Regions from separate parts of the Homo sapiens genome. Here region 1 is linked to region 2. Evidence: read pairs that join two places in POLR2A ChIA-PET (ENCODE). Cell type or tissue: CD4-positive, alpha-beta T cell. All regions are shown on one strand. Links, peaks and the distances in the headings refer to the core of each region. The heading gives the core; the rest is flanking DNA.

What was found. ChIA-PET counts read pairs that join two places held together with the same protein. Peaks named below come from ENCODE experiments on the same cell type or tissue, not always from the same donor. Only the 100,000 strongest peaks of a DNase experiment are listed, where the experiment ranks them.
Region 1: POLR2A ChIA-PET joins it to region 2 with 12 read pairs; 12 of 35 experiments call an interaction of 5 or more read pairs at or near these places.

Annotation. Positions count from the first base shown.
Region 1 is chr11:117,176,396-117,184,367 of GRCh38, forward strand. It overlaps SIDT2 (SID1 transmembrane family member 2), which reads left to right and starts at 2,348. Exons shown (of 26, transcript NM_001040455.2): 1 at 2,348-3,051; 2 at 5,021-5,142; 3 at 5,412-5,576; 4 at 5,665-5,710; 5 at 6,124-6,225; 6 at 6,328-6,411; 7 at 7,384-7,483; 8 at 7,679-7,744. The coding sequence starts at 2,869. It also overlaps a transcript of PAFAH1B2 not described here. RefSeq lists silencers at 2,447-2,656, 5,264-5,323 and enhancers at 3,637-3,706, 4,734-4,793, 5,030-5,825. In CD4-positive, alpha-beta T cell, for the core only: a CTCF peak has its summit at 5,024 (motif pointing right); DNase peaks (open chromatin) are centred at 2,336, 2,846 and 5,036; H3K4me3 peaks cover 2,235 bases; H3K27ac peaks cover 1,038 bases.
Region 2 is chr11:116,785,219-116,793,985 of GRCh38, forward strand. ZPR1 (ZPR1 zinc finger) reads right to left here and starts at 2,805. Exons shown (of 14, transcript NM_003904.5): 1 at 2,602-2,805; 2 at 2,264-2,425; 3 at 1,751-1,841; 4 at 1,293-1,363; 5 at 578-664; 6 at 296-418. The coding sequence starts at 2,772. APOA5 (apolipoprotein A5) reads right to left here and starts at 6,661. Exons shown (of 3, transcript NM_001371904.1): 1 at 6,594-6,661; 2 at 6,368-6,479; 3 at 4,149-5,849. The coding sequence starts at 6,642. The coding sequence ends at 4,910. RefSeq lists silencers at 2,508-2,757, 2,792-3,015 and an enhancer at 2,828-3,107. In CD4-positive, alpha-beta T cell, for the core only: no CTCF peak of the experiment used is centred there; a DNase peak (open chromatin) is centred at 2,843; H3K4me3 peaks cover 1,963 bases; H3K27ac peaks cover 1,103 bases.

The sequences.
Region 1 (7,972 bases), core at 60-5,059, 390 kb after region 2:
ATATAACTAACTGATCATAAGGTAAAATAGTCTTCATTGGAACAAGGCTCCAGATAGTTGGGCAGGGCTGGGAGCTGAGACTGCTGCAATCCTGCCAGCTGAGAGAACTCTGACAAGGCACTGATCTGGGTGGCTTTATTAGGATGTCTGACAGCTTCAGAGGTGGCCACATTTCTTTTCCTTTAAACATGTCTAATTTGGCCGGGCGCAGTGGCTCACGCCTGTAATCCCAACACTTTGGGAAGCCTAGGTGGGTGGATCACTCGAGGTCAGGAGTTCGAGATCAGCCTGACCAATATGGTGAAACCCCGCTTTACTAAAAATACAAGAAATTAGCAGGGTGTGGTGGCGGGTGCCTGTAGTCCCAGCTACTTGGGAGGCTGAGGCAGGAGCATCGCCTGAACTCAGGAGGCGGAGATTGCAGTGAGCTGAGATCACACCACTGTACTCCAGCATGGGTGACAGTGAGACTCCATCTCAAAAAAAAAAAAAAAAAAAAGTCTAATTTGTCTTATAAATGCAATATATGTGGCCAGGCATGGTGGCTCATGCCTATAATCCCAGCACTTTGGGAGACTGAGGTGGGTGGATCACCTGAGGTCAGGAGTTCGAGACCAGCCTGACCAATATGGTGAAACCCCGTCTCTACCAAAAATACAAAAATTAGCTGGGCGTGGTGGCACATGGCCTGTAATCCCAGCTACTCGGGAGACTGAGGCAGGAGAATTGCTTGAACCCAGGAGGCAGAGGTTGCAATGAGCTGAGATTGTGCCACTGCACTCCAACCTGGGCAACAGAGCGAGACCCTGTCTCCACCCCCCGGCAGATAAAAAAGCAATATATAAATATATATACATTGTAGAACATTTGTAAATCTTTTTAAATATAAAAAATAAAATTTAAGAACCACTCACAATCCATTATTTTTTATTTTTTGGTACTACTCTATATTTTTAGAATTAAAGGAAAATGATATACAATATGTGTTATTTTTAAAATTGTAATTCAAAGATAACTACTGCTAAATTTTATTTTTAAAATTTGCCCTGCTTTCTGGAGACATTGCTAAATGTTTAGTACAATTTTTTTCTATTTTTCTATGCATGTCTATATGCATTTGGAATATATACGGTTTTATTTACTTATTTATTTTTGAGACAGAGTCTTGCTCTGTTGCAGCCCAGGCTGGAGTGCAGGAGCATGATCTCAGCTCACTGCAACCTCCGCCTGGTAGAGTTAAGCGATTCTCCTGCTTCAGCCTCCCCAGTAGCTGGGATTACAGGCACGCGTCACCACGCCCCACTAATTTTGTATTTTTATAGTAGAGATGGGGTTCACCATGTTGGCCATGGCTGGTCTCGAACTCCTGACCTCAAGTGATCTACCTGTCTTGGCCTCCCAAAGTGTTGGGATTACACGTGTGAGCCACGGCACCTGGCTCTATATACTGTTTATTTAGTGTCATATCCTGAATTCTCTGCTTACGTGTCCTGTGAAGTCTTAAGCATCATTTTTGATGCCTTCATGATAGTGCATTTAACCAATCCCTCATTATGGATATCCAAGTCATTTCCTTTTTGCTTTATATTATAAATATCACAGTGATAAGCGTAGCTGCCCAGGTATTTTTATCTGTGCTTCCTATTTCCTTAGGATAGAGTCCAGAAGTGGAATTACTGGATCAAAGGGTATAAAGCTCTCTAAGTTTCTTGAAACAGTGCCAAAATATTTTGTAGAAAAGTTTTCACCAATTTACACTGAAGGTCAGTATCTTTCAATGAGTTTTGTAACTGTCTCTGAGAGAAGAGGGGAAACAGCCCGGCAAGCTTGGAAAGCTCGGAAGGCCGTCCCTGCAGTTGTGTGGCCCCTCTAGAGGGAGGTGGGAAAGGCATGGGGATTCCTCCTGCAGTGCTGCCTCCGTTTCCCCTCCGCCGGTAGGGCCACCGTCCTGTTTCCTAATCCTTCGAGTTTTTCATTTTTTAAGATCCCCGGAGAAAAAGTGGCCCAGGGTTGGACGATGTTAGTTGTAAAGGTGGTGGTGGGGGTGGGGGAATCCTTATGTTTGAGCAAATGTAAGAGTTGTTCAGCAAGAACCCAACACTTGGAGATTGTTAACAGAAACATCTGCCTATTCCAACGTGAGTTTCAGAGATGGTGAAAATCACGGGAGAGAGTTGGGTAGGAGTTGGAGAAGGCATTGCAAGCTTTCCCCTTCAGCTAGACAGCTGCAGCCCCTTTAAGGGCAAATGCGGGACCTGGTCCTTTAAATCTGTGTCAGTTTCCCCTGACGTCAGCGGGCGGGCCAGCAGCCCTGCTGTTTATCGCCCAGCGGCGCAGCTCACTTTTCAGTGTTCGTGCGTCGGGACGGCGCGTCCGCCCGCCCTTAAAGGGCCCGCACCTCGGAAAACTCGCAGCCCAGCACGGCGTCGGGTAGCTACCACCTATCACGCCCCTCACTCTGCGACTCGCCTTCCTCCGCGGCCAGCCCCCGCCGCCGGCTCTTCCTCCCTCCCCTTTCCCGGCGTCTCCAGGCTCCCGGCAACCAGCCGCCCTCCTTCTCACGGCCCTGGCCCGGGGCTCCAGGGTCTCAGGTCGTACTCAGCCCCTCGCGAGCTGGGACCCCTTCCCGTAGCCAGCATCCCCTCCCTCCCCGCCCCCTCCCGGCCGCCCCCTCCCCTGCGGGGACCCTGGGAGCCTCTTCGGGGCTCTTGGGAGGGGACATTTCCTAATCTCAGGCCGGGGTTAAAGTTCTGGTCCTGGTGAGATGCTGGAAGCTGCGGCCGCAGCCGCAACCCGTCCCGGAGGTGTCCTGTCTCCTGTCGCCGCCGCCGCCGCCACCACCGCTGCCACTGCCGCCCTGCCGGGGCCATGTTCGCTCTGGGCTTGCCCTTCTTGGTGCTCTTGGTGGCCTCGGTCGAGAGCCATCTGGGGGTTCTGGGGCCCAAGAACGTCTCGCAGAAAGACGCCGAGTTTGAGCGCACCTACGTGGACGAGGTCAACAGCGAGCTGGTCAACATCTACACCTTCAACCATACTGTGACCCGCAACAGGGTGAGGGCTGGGGGCTTAGGGGCCAGAGGCGAGTGGGGAAGCCGACGAGGGCTAGGCGATTCTGCCGCCCCGCTACCCTTTTGGGAGGCCCCAGGAACGAGCTGTCCTGCTAGGTTCCCAGTTCCCAGAACCACACTGGAGCCTCTTGACCAGTCCTCCTTCCTTTGCCACCAATGTTTCTCTGAAGCTCCAGCTGGGCAGTTTTTGAAGTTGGCTCATTCCCATCTTCTCTTCCGCCCCCATTCTTCCATCAGTTGTGGTCTGAGCACACATGGCTTGCTCTCTACCCTAAACCCCAGAATCTGACAGCTCTGTGGGGTCTCGGTGGGAGAGGAAACAGGCTTATTACTGGGCTTGCCCAGAAAACCTCAGGGGAATGAGACTGGCCCAGAACTGAAAAGCTCTGTGCAGGCAAGTTACATCTCAGACTCCCCAGGGAGATGAATGCAGGGCTTCCCAGCCCTCTTCCTGCCTGGGAGAGCCAGCTGGCCTTGTAAATTGAGGGTGACAGAGGTTTTATAAGGCCAACTGCAAGTTGGGTGGGAAGAGAAGGGGAATTTGTCCACTGTGAAAAATCCACTTCACCCTGACTTCTCTTTGGTTTCTTCACCAGCTGTGAGTCCCTGAGTTGAAATAGACACAGCTAGTGTGGGAAGTCTAGACCCCAGGCAGAGCTGAGATTGGGAGAATTCTTGCAACCTGGCTGTGTGGTCTCGTGCCCGGGTCTCTTGCTCTCTCTCCATGACTGCCGTTTACTGAGAAGCAATGGAGTTGAGAATGGGGAATCTGATTTTTTTTCAGAACGGGGAGTGGTTTGGTTTCTGTGGCAGGCCAGGATCTGCCCCCAGTGCCTGGTTCTCTGAAGTTTGATCTCTTTCTGCTTAGAGTCCTTTCTTCCTTTTTTCCCATATCTAAAGGCACTGGAGAGCTGTGGTTTTTACTCTTTTGGGAAATGCTGCCCTAGGGCTTGGGTTTCAGCAGCCCAATAACAAGCATTCCAAGATCGATTTGGTTTTATTTTTCCTTTAAGCTCCCATTGTTTATATATGTTCCTTCATAGCTCCAAGGGTGAAGATCACTTTATCTTTTTTTTTTTTTTTTTTTTTTTGAGACCAGTCTCACTCTGTTGCCCAGGCTGAAGTGCAGTTTTGTGATCTCAGCTCACTGCAACCTCCGCCTTCCCGGTTCAAGCGATTCTCCTGCCTCAGCCTCCCAAGTAGTTGAGATTACAGGCGCCTGCCACCATACCCAGCTAATTTTTGTATTTTTAGTAGAGATGGGGCTTCACCATGTTGGCCAGGCTGGTCTCAAACTCCTGACCTCAGATGATCCTCCTGCCTTGGCCTCCCAAAGTGCTACAAGCGTGAGTCACCGCACCCGGCTGTCATTTTATAGAGGGAGAAGTTGAGGCTTAGAGAAGTAAAGTGACTTCTCCACAGCCCTGTCCCTTGGTGGGAGCTAAGGATACAACATGGCCTTCAATACCTACCCCTCCTCAACTCCTCTGGGCTCTGGCCCCAGGTTAGCTGTTAACTAGAGCTTCCTGCTGGCTTCCTGGCTCACAGGAAGGTTGAGGAGCACTTCTTGTTCTCCTGTGTCTTCGTGTGTGGGGGCGTGTGTACACGTTTGTGTGTGCAGGCCTGTGCATCCTGTGCACATGGATAGGAATGGGGTATCCTGGAGACTCGCAAGGCCTCCACCGTGTTTCCTGGCAGAGGGTGAGACCCTGCGGTTGCTTGGGTCCTGCTGCCCTGCACATGTCTGCCGGCCAGGAGCTGCACTCAGCACAGGTCTTTCCTGGAGTCTGGGGGTTGTTCTGGCAGAAGAAGAGGCAGAGATGACTCCCTGGCCCGACCAAGATGGAGAAAGACCAAAGTAGCTGGCATGAAGGAGGGCAGGGCTCATAGTCTCTGGAGCCACGTGTCCCTGGTGGCAGAGGCTTGAGAGGCATTTCCATGTCGTTCTGCAGACAGAGGGCGTGCGTGTGTCTGTGAACGTCCTGAACAAGCAGAAGGGGGCGCCGTTGCTGTTTGTGGTCCGCCAGAAGGAGGCTGTGGTGTCCTTCCAGGTGCCCCTAATCCTGCGAGGGATGTGAGTAGGATCTGGGCATCAGGGAAGCGGGGCAGCCTAGGCCAGTCCTTGGCTGGAGCCTCAACCAGGAGCCCCCCCATTTCTCCTCCCCTTTCCCTGGGCTGGGAGGCTGGTCAACAGCACAAGGGCCGAGTCCCACCAGCCGGGAGCTTGTGCACCTCGCAGGGAGGTGGTGGAGACCAGACGGGGCGAGGTGGGGCCTCGCTCCTCTGGAGGGGCAGGCCGGCTGGGACAGTGCTCACATCCTATCTCCCTGCTTCGGGCCATAGGTTTCAGCGCAAGTACCTCTACCAAAAAGTGGAACGAACCCTGTGTCAGCCCCCCACCAAGAATGAGTCGGAGATTCAGTTCTTCTACGTGGATGTGTCCACCCTGTCACCAGTCAACACCACATACCAGCTCCGGGTCAGCCGCATGGACGATTTTGTGCTCAGGTCTGCAGGGTAGAGTGAGGGGACCACGGGGGCTGGTTCTTCCCCAGGCTCCGGGGGTGACTGGTGGGGGCTCTTCTCTGCCCTGCAGGACTGGGGAGCAGTTCAGCTTCAATACCACAGCAGCACAGCCCCAGGTAACATCTCCCTGTTGATTGCTCGAGAGGAGAAATGGGGGAGCTTGAATATGAGAATGGGAGTGGCCAGCGGTCTTTGCTTGGCCTTTTGAATTGGCTGTTTTCTCCATGGAGGGCTCTCTGGAAACAGGAGCTCTGGCCCTGACATGGTGAGGGACAGACAGCATGGGACTGTACAGAGACATGGAGTCTGGTTGCCTCTCTGGCATTCTGCTGAGTGCCCTGCTGAGGTTGAAGGGAATGGTATACAGAGAAAGGGGCTGCTGTGATCAAGGCCTGTCTCCTCGGAGAGCCTCCACTGCCCACCCCTCAGAGGATTCTGGGTCCTCGCTTATAGGGGACTATTCCCTTCTAGAGGGGCCAAGAGAGCATCCTCATGAGATGGGGCTCTCCCTTCCTTCCTGCACCCTCAGTACTTCAAGTATGAGTTCCCTGAAGGCGTGGACTCGGTAATTGTCAAGGTGACCTCCAACAAGGCCTTCCCCTGCTCAGTCATCTCCATTCAGGATGTGCTGGTGAGTTGCCTGCCCTTTTGCTCTTCCCCAGCAGGCAGCAGGGCTGCTAAAGAGAGGGGCAGGCCAGGTTCCCATCCATCTGCCTCTCCCGCCCCTCTGCAGTGTCCTGTCTATGACCTGGACAACAACGTAGCCTTCATCGGCATGTACCAGACGATGACCAAGAAGGCGGCCATCACCGTACAGGTAGGAAATGCATGTGGCCACGTGGGAGGTGTGGCTGGGCGATAAGCTGTGTAGCTTTCCAAACTTGAGCTCTTCTTCCTCTGCCCATTCCTATCCTACACACGACTGAGTCTTTGGCCTTCCAGTCCCTGTGACTTTGAGTCCCCTGATATATATGAGAGTTGTACCATAATCCCAGTTGCTCTTGGGGATGGGAAAGAGTAGAGTACCCCCTTCTGGCTGTCATACCTACTTCATTCATTGTAACAATAAGAGGGCTGAGCGCGGTGGCTCATTCCTGTAATCCCAGCACTTTGGGAGGCCGAGGTGGGCGGATCACCTGAGATCAGGAGTTCAAGACCAGCCTGGCCAACAGGCTGAAACCCCGTCTCTACTAAAAATACGAAAAATTAGCTGGGCATGGTGGCGCATGCCTGTAATCCCAGCTACTCGGGAGGCTGAGTCAGGAGAATCACTTGAACCTGGGAGACAGAGGTTGCAGTGAGCCGAGATCACACCACTGCACTCCAGCCTGGGCAAAAGGAGTGAAACTCTGTCTCAAGAAAAAAAAGGTCAGGCGCAGTGGCTCACGCCTGTAATCCCACACTTCGGGAGGCTGAGGCGGGCAGATCACCTGAGATCAGGCGTTCAAGACCAGCCTGGCCAACATGGTGAAACCCCATCTCTACTAAAAACATAAAAATTAGCTGGGCGTGGTGATGGACGCCTGTAATCCCAGCTACTTGGGAGGTTGAAGCAGGAGAATTGTTTGAACCCGGGAGGCGGAGGTTGCAGTGAGCTGAGATCATGCCATGGCACTCCAGCCTAGGCAATAGGAGTGAAACTCCGTCTCAAAAAAAAAAAAAATCTTGTGAGGATTAAGTAAAATATATCTATGAAGAATTTAGCATAATGTCTGGCCCCAGAACAAGTATTTAGAAAAGAATGATGATGATGATGATGAAGAAGATATTTATCATCATCATCCTGCAGCGCAAAGACTTCCCCAGCAACAGCTTTTATGTGGTGGTGGTGGTGAAGACCGAAGACCAAGCCTGCGGGGGCTCCCTGCCTTTCTACCCCTTCGCAGAAGGTACATTTTGTGCCCTGGGCCTGGCTAGGGATGGGGAGGTCTTGGTCACTTTCTGGGAGCAAGAAGAGCCTGCGTGGCTGATTGGTGGACCTGATAGGACATGGGTTTTTGGCTCCAGTCTCTCAAAGGCCTGATCCCACTGACTCTAGCCAAGCTCCAGGCAACTAGTTTACCACTTTGACATTTTACTTCCAGATGAACCGGTCGATCAAGGGCACCGCCAGAAAACCCTGTCAGTGCTGGTGTCTCAAGCAGTCACGTGTGAGTGCTGCAGGTGGCTGAGAGGGGATGGACAAGCCTCTCTGGCTCCTGCTTTCAGACCTGGGATATAGGGTGTGCCCTGAAGTGGGTGATGAGGATGCAGATATGCTGGTGGGGTAGGAACGGGGAGTGTTCTTGGCAGGCTTCTAGATGGGGAGGGCCGGGAGGTGAGTTCCAGTGTGATGTGGTACAGAGAGTTCATGACTAAAGATGGAAGAACTGAGGTCC
Region 2 (8,767 bases), core at 1-5,000:
GGAGAAATGCTCAGGTGCCACCTCATCAGTTATGTCAGGTGCCACCTCATCAGTTAGAGAAACCACAAAGTAAAGCCCCAACCAAAGGAAGAACAGGACTTAAGATAGGATCACAGCCACTGCCATCCTTTCTGTGAAGTTTACCCAAGTCCTGGACATAAGCAAGATGAGAAGCACAAACAAGCTGAGATAGGGCACACAGAGCAGCAGCAGCAAAATAAGTTCCACTGACTCCAAGCAATCCAGAGTGCGCGATAATTCCAGAGCATTCTTCTGGATCCTTCAGTCCACTTACTTGAAGCCCCAGCATCTCTTCCTGCTGTCGGGTCCGGTTGTAGTGTGTGATCACCAGGGCATCATCTTTCTGAGGAGCATGTGGGTTTTCCACAAAACTGTTCCCTGAGGGATCATCAATGATCTAACAAATGGGAGAAGAGAGAGTCACTGCAAAAGAAAATCATAAACAATCCTACATCACCTACTATCAGACCACGCAGGCATCACAGTGGAAAATCCCAGCAGTCTTAATGGTCCCTCCTCCCCTAATCAAGGGCAACTCCAGCCTCTCAATACTCACCAGAGTGAAAGGGGAGGCTACTTGCTTTAGCTCCTTCAGTTTGACAATGAACTCATCAATTCTTTCAGCTGTAGCATCTTTGTTTGCCTGCCATGAACAGAGAGTAAAGCATCAGCCCTGGTGGTGTACCTTATGCCCTGCCCCTTGTCATGCCCATGTTACTTCCATTAGGAAGTCACCACCTATCTCAGTGTGAGTGGAAACAGAGTGACTCAGGCTTCACAATGAGATGTAGCAAACAAGCCTGAAGTTGACGGGTGGTGACAGGTGAGCCTCCTTTTTCTCACTCATTCAACCATTTAGCCCAGGCACTCATGCCACGTTAGAGATATAATAGTATATATATCAGTCCTCTCATGGGACTCCCCAACCAATTAAGGAGACAAATAACTAAAGATGCAGCTATAATATATTACTTCTGTCATAATAAATATAAGATGCAGTGGAATACTCAGGAAACACAGATAACCCAAGGGGATTAGGAAAGGCTCTTCAGAGGTAATGTTATATTGTCTGATGAGGCCTGAATATATACTGAGGGAGGGAAGTGGAAAAGACAATAATTATAACATATGCAACATTCTAGCAGCTCCAGCACCACCATATGCTTACCCAGCAAGTTTCCAACACTTAGTCAGAGACTCTTCAGACACATGGGACACTCTATATAAGCAATTATTCCTTGAGCTGCTACAATCAGAAAACCCCAGCTTACCCTTCGTGCAGGCTGGTCCTGCTCCAGGCCAGAGATAGCACGGGTGATCAATCCTTCAACAGTGGTCAGAGCTTGTGAACAAGAACAAAAGACAAGTGTGACTTAGCCTCAGCTCTGCTATCAAGTCCCTGTATGACCCTGGGCAATTCACTTGAACTCTCTGGGTCTTAATTTCCTCATCTGTAAAATGAGAAGGCCAGGTGCAAGGTTCCATTCATGTCTGATAATAGTGATGCTAAAATTCTACAATAAACACACTATGGTATTACCATTACTTTCTACCATCTCGAGCTGTTTTACCTAAGCTTTCCACTCATGATTAACTAATGAAGATCACAATGATTACATGGTAGAACCCATACACAAACCACTAGACCTGGCACCAGGGGGTTTTGCAAGAAAGAGGGTAAGATTCTAGCTACATGCGAACAGCCCAAATACTCTGATCTTAAACTTACCTCCTTTCTGGCTAAAGGCAGGAATTTCAAAATCTAGCTCAGGAATCCTTGTGGCAGCAGAGTCAGTCTTCACCACTTCTCTGTTCATGTCCTGGGAAGAAAAGAATACGTTCAGTACAAAGAGACTGCAGAACAGCTTCTCCTCAAGTAATAACCAGACCGTCCCCTTCCATCAGACCGCAGCCCAGCTGTCTCTCCCTCTCGCCACTCCACAGGGTCCAGACTGCTCCTTTCGAATAGTACAGGTGGTGTGAGCCAGGCTGTCCAAATGGTGAGAATACTATTCATAACAACTACTGCTCATTTCATACCCTCAGACAACATTTACAAAGCATTTTCACAAATCTTATCTCACTTGAGCTGATGACAACACCAGTACCATTTTACAAAAGAAACTAAGGCTAGGAGACATAGGGGGATTTATTTAAGATCCGACCGCCTGGACCAGAGCTCTGACCCCAGTACCGAATCTCTCTCTAGAATACTGAGGTACCTGCTCTGAGGTCCTCTCACCTCCAGAGCCCTGACAGACAAAGTGTAGCGCACTCCCTGGTCCTGGATCCTGCCTGCCGACTGGATCTCCGTGTTGTTCCAGCCACAGTGCTCGCAGGAAAAGGAGCTCACTATTATTTCTCTGAAGAAGGGAATCTTGGTGAGCAGGAGGCGCGTCATGCCCTGGTGAAGTAGAAAGTAGCTAAGGAAAAAAATCAATGAAACTCCCTTTCCCCGCCCTACTATCTCCGGGCGCTCCTCGGGGTCCCCGGCCGGGCCCACCTGGCTGGGTCTGACCCCCGGCTCGTCCCGGCACAAGCCCTACCCACCCGCCGCTCGCGGCCGCGCCCCCGCCTCACATTGCAGTAACAGTTCATGCATAGCGACTCGATCTCGGTGGGCTGCTGCTCCTCGTCCTCGGCGCTGATGGGCCGGAACAGGTGATCAGGGGCAGGCGGCGGGGCCGGGGCGGGCGACGGGGCGACGGCAGCCCCCGGGGGCCCTGGTTCCACAGCCCCGCTGGCCGCCATGGCCACCACGCGCAATTCAGACCTCGGCTTCCTACTTCCGCCGCTCTCGCGGCCCCACCCCTCTCCCGTCACTTCCGCCAGCTGCCACCACCCCAAAAAAAGCCGCAGACTCCGGGCACTCGGGGAACAATGTCGTCAAGGGCTCCCGGTTCCCGGGTTTATATGGCTCGAACCTTACATCGCCAGCCGGATCCACCTCAACTCAGCCGTCACTTCCCCTAAGACGTCCTCTTAGAACCAGGGCACTTTTTTGCTCCTTCACAATAGCTCCACCGCACGGGGTTCTATTGGTCCCTACGTCGGTCTACAAGAGCCTTGACGACAAGGGGCTGGACTTGTCCCTGAGGAATCCCTGAGAAGGTGCGCCCGGAGCCGGGCTGCTTGGTTCCAGTGTTGGGCCACATACTGCTTGCGTGCTAGGTCGCCCCTCCGGGTGGCTCAGCCTCTTCCCCTCTCTCACAATCCCTGAATCCCTCTGTCCCTTTCTGTTCTTCCCACTCCCTATTCTGTCCTCATCACTACCTTCCCCAATCCCAGCCTCAAGTACACAGCCCTCATTTTCACTCCTACCTCCTCATCCCCATCATAGCCCTTGACCTATGCTTTTCCAGTTTCCTAACAACAACAAAAACACCTTTTATTATTTCTACCTTTCTAGCACTTCCTCTCTCCAGGTGCTGGGTCCACAACCCAGTTCTGTTGCCAACATTGTCAAAATCCACGGTGTCAGGGAAGACCAGCCTGCAGGCATGATGAGCCTACATATGTGTGGGGTCTGTGCTATGGGGTTGGGGAGCAGGCAGGTGCTGAGAACCCGGGGACAGTAGGCTGAGCTGGGAGGAAAGGGGGCCGGACAGGGAAGTCCAAAGACAAGGAGCTGTGTTTACCCTTTCCACGTCCTCCACCACACCCCAGTTTCAGTTCCCAGGGGATCTATAGGGAGCATTGGTGCCCCTGAGTGAGGGGAGTCCCCAGAAGAGAGTCCGGCATAAAAAGAGGCCATTCAAACTCTAGAACAGCAGGAACAAAGGAGGCAGCCCACCTCAGGAATCTTAGGTCCACCAGGGCCACAGCTCTTCCAGACACAGCCTGCATTCCATGCACAGTGTCCTGTGGGGGAGCAGGCTAGTGAACAGTGCAGGTGCAGAGGAAGGGCCCGTAACCCAGGCCCTCCTGCCAGGTGTGACAGACAGCCGTTGTCTAGCCAGGATCCCTGAAGCAGAGCCCAGCCAGACCCCCTTTGACAGACCTGGACTGGGAGTGGGTGGATGAGAAAGAGCAGCAAGGGAATGGAGTGGGTGATGGGTGTGCTTTGGGGATAGTGGTGAGGCCACTGCTTTCAGACATGGTCCAAATGAGAGTCACGCCAGGCAAACTTCTATCATAAACATCTATTTCATTTGAGCCAGAAGTCTAGGCTTCAACTTGGGAACCCAGAGGGAGGGGCTGGAGATGGGGAGAGCACACAGTATGCTCCCCAGAGGGTTTAAGGAGCTCCCACAGTTGGGAGGGTTCAGTCCCTTATTTAGGTGTAGAGCTATGTCAGGAAACATGGGCTCTGCCCTCTCCTATCACAGCCCACACCTTTCGTACCCACCAGCATCAGAGCCAGCAGGGATATTCACACACCATCACATGTTCTCCCCATGATATTCTCTTTCTCCCTTCTATTCCCCTGATAGCTGCCATGGCAGCCCTGGGGAGACAAGTGCTCCTCTCTGTGGACCAGCTGTAGCAGTGGCCACCAGGCAGCCAGAAGTGACTAGAGCCAAACTCCAGGATGTAGTGGCACAGGCTTCCAGCATCACGGCAAACAGGCTTGCAGATAATCACCCACATGCATGGTGCCTCTCCCTCCCTACTCCCTCACCCTTGAATGGAGTAACTCATGAGCATTCCCAAATGAGCACTGGGAGGCTGGGTTTGCAAAGCCTGGTGAATGTAATGCATCCAGATTGGGGAGTCGCAGGAGGCTGGATGTGCAGGAGACAGCAGCCCCTTTGGTGGCCTCCCTGTCCTGCACAGGACCTTCCACCCTCCACCCAACAGGCCACTTTCAAGGACTGAACCATGCTAGAGGCTCAGAGCCAAGGCTCCCCAGACAAGGAGCTGGGAATGGGCCTGGGCAGGTAGATCCTCAGGGGTCCCCCAGATGGCTGTGGCCCTGGTCATGAAGGCTGTGAGTGATGTCTTCCCACAGGTCATCCAGACGGGCCTGCAGCTTGCTCAGAACCTTGCCACTGTCTGTTTGTTGAAACTCTGGGGCGAAGGCACTGTGGCCTGGTGGAGGTGGCGCCAGCTGCTGCTGGACCTCCTCAGTCTCCTGGTCGATGGCGCGAGTGAAGGCAGCTATCTGCAGGTAGGTGTCCTGGCGGAAAGCCTGAAGTCGCTGGCGCACCTCCTCGGAGAGCATCTGGGGGTCCGGGCCGGCCCCTTCCTCAGTCCCAGTGCCTGCAAAGGCTCTGCTGAGCTCTTCGCGCAGCTGGTCCAGGTTCTGCTGGATGCGTGCGTGCAGGGCCTTGGCCTTGAGCGTGAGCTTCCGGGAGAGCACCTGCACGCAGCGACTGAGGCGCGCGGGGCTGGCGGGGGCGTGCGGAGCCACACTGCGGTGCAGCTCCTGCACGTGGCGCCCGATGCCGCTCACCAGGCTCTCGGCGTATGGGTGGAAGAGCTCTTTGAAGCGGCCGGTGTGGTGCACCACGCGGCTCTGCAGTCCCTGCAGCAAAGCCCAAGCCTCGTCCACGCCCCCCAGCAACTGGGCCTTGGTGTCTTCCCCCACCACGCGCAACTGCTCCTGCAGCTCCTGCACGCGCAGGGCCACCTGCTCCATCAGATCCATCGTGTAGGGCTTCAGTTGCTGCCGCAAGCCCTCCAAATTCCAGCCCACCAGCTCGTGCGCCTCTGCCATGTAGGGCTGGAGGCGAGCCTTCACCTCCTCCAACTCCTCCTGCAGCTGCCGCCGCATGCCCACCGGGTCCTGTGGGAGCCGAGGAGCCTCGCTCCCACTCAGAGGCCTCAGCTTTTCCAGGAACTTGTTCATATTGTTGAGGTCTTGCTCAAGGCTGTCTTTCAGGGTCCTGGAGAAGGGGACAGATATCCAGGCCGTCAGACTGCTAGCCTCCATCATCTCCTTTGTCCCCAAGTCATCGCGCACTGATCCTCTGGGGGAACCAAGGACGCAGGGCGTTGGCCCCAGGGTCGAGGGCTCTTGTCCTAGCCCTGGCCAGTAACAACTCACGCACGAAGCACAAACACATTGCCCATACAAATCCAGACCTACAACACTCTCCAAAGAAACATAGATGCGCCACATCATCCTTTGATTCTGGGGACTGCAGCGGGCGTCCTCCCGATTGATCCCAGGTCCCGCGCCTCAGTGAGCAAGGGGGCAACAGCTACGGAGTTGTCAAGGCGGGGGCTGCAGGCAGAGGGCGCTAAAGAGCCCAGGATGGCCGGGATCTGCAGACAGAGCTAGCACCGCTCCTTTCCTCTGTCCCAGCAGCGGCCACAGAGGTTGAGGCAGCAGAGGCAGGTCATCATGGCATGGCCCAGCTGTCTCCTCCCTTCGCCTACACCCCTTCCCCTGGGCACTCACGCGGGCTCGCGAGCCATCTTCTGCTGATGGATCTGCTCCACCCTGCCTTTGTCCCCGCTGGTCTGGCTGAAGTAGTCCCAGAAGCCTTTCCGTGCCTGGGTGGCCGAAAACGCTGTGGAGAGGGACTAGGTAATCAGGGCCTGGGCTCTCCTCCCCCAGGGTGGACAGGGCCCTCTGGCCAGCCTCCACCCACACCCCCACGTTGAAGTCAGGGTCGGAGACCCACCTGAAAGAAGAGCCAGAGCCCAGGTGAGCACGGCAGCCATGCTTGCCATTACCTGCTCTGAGAAGACAGGTGGAGGGAGGCCTGGTTAGGGGAAGAAGGAGACGAAGGGACATGGCGCAGGGGACTTGCCCAGGGGGCCTCTGCAGGGGCAACTGCCCGAAATCCTGTTACCCCTTCCTTGGGCTGGGGAGCACAGAGCTGTTGGGGCTCAAGAGGACTGACCTAGGTGAGTCAAGGAGGCTAGGGTGTCTTCCTCAGACATGGGAAGAGGGCGTGCTCTTGCTACCTCAGTCACATAGCAGGGAGCGTGGTGCTCTAACCCCTTCGCAAAGGTCCCAGACCCCAGGAACAGTTCTCTAGGCCACTTCTACCACCTCTCCCCTGCCCACCTGTCTCCCTCCCTCCCATTTCATGGTGGAAAAACTGAGCCATAATGAGGGCGAAGAGGCAACTCTGCCAAAATGTTCCAAGAGGACGTCTTAGGGGCCACCCCAGGCTCTCCCCTGAGGCCACCTGCAATGCCCTCCCTTAGGACTGTGACCCCCATCCCTCTGCCCCAGCTGCTCACCTGCTCACGTCTGGGCACAGAGAGCAGACATTCTGCTTTATACTCCAGGGCCCTGAGCCTCTGGCACCAATTGCTCTGAGTAAATACCACGTGGAAGTTCAAAAGAAGTTGACCTCAGCTGCCTCCCAGCACTCACCTCCTGCCCTTTCCCTGGCACCCAGAGGGTTAATGAGTGCCCTGGTATCAGGGGCTGCCCCAGTAGAGAAGTGCTTCCCAGGAGCTTTACGGGGGATGGGGCTGAACTCCTCACCCAGTTTCTCCCAAACCCCATGACCTTTAACCTTCCCACTGACCTGCTGGCTGGCCCACCAACAGAGAAGAACCTGTTTGTCTGCCAAGGGCCCCTCTCTTACACAACTACCCAGAGTCACTGTGTCCCAGCCGGCAAGATGGACAGTGTTCACCTACCAGCCAGAACCCGAGCAGCCCCTGAAAGCTTCACTACAGGTTCCGCAGGCATCCTCAGCCAGCATTCATAGGGTTAAAGACCAACCACATCCCTCTTTATGAAACAATCCTGGAACAAGCAAGGGAAGCCAGGCAGGGTGAAGATGAGATGGCAAGAGGCATCTGGGCCAGGGACTCTGAGCCCCAGGAACTGGAGCGAAAGTGAGATTTGCCCCATGAGGAAAAGCTGAACTCCACTCGCAGGGCCTCTGAGGAGAGCAAGCCCAAATGCTCAGATCTTCTCTGATGACACACCCACTCCGTCTACAGTACTCATACACACGTTCACAAGCTCCCGATTCTTGGTCCTAAATGCATCTTGAATCAATCCCCTCTCCTCCATTTCCACTACCATCATTGCACCAGTTGTCTGTCACCTTGATTGCATTCATAGCCTCCAACAGGTCTTTCTACCACACTCCTGCCCATTTAATTCATCCTCCACTGTGGCTCATCCTGACTCATTTCCAGTCTCATCTGCTGCCACATAAAACCACGGCATTCCCTGAGCCTTTATACAGGCTTCCCTCTGCTTGAAATAGCCTATCCCCTGGTGAATATATATTCATTTTTTAGAGTTAGTTTGTATTAGTTAGAATTAGACTTGGCTGCAAGGGACATATATATGTGTGTATATATATACACACACACATGTATATTTTATATTCTTGCATACATATATGTATATATATGTGTGTGTGTATATATACACATATATATATACAAGATACTGCTCTTACCACTCATACTGACATCCCATTGGCCACAAGTTAGTCACATGGCTACACTTAGCTGATATATATGTGTATATATATATGCAAGAGAATAGCTTAAACAAAATGGAGTCTTATTTCCTTCTCATGTAAATGTAGGCCAGCTCGGGCTGCTTTTATCTTGTTGCACTATTATCATCAACAAGACGCTCATATCCAAGTTCCAGCTGCTTCACCTCCAGCTACCAAGTTCACCTCCCAGGGAACAGGAAGGAGGAAAAGGAGAAGGACATGTTCCTTCCTTTTAAAGACACATCCCAGATATTGCCATTACCACTTGTACTGACATCCCATTGGCCACAACTTAGTCACATGGCTACACTTAGCTGAAAAGGAGGCTGGGAAATATAGTTTTTATTTTGGATGGCTGTATGCCTAGCTGAAAA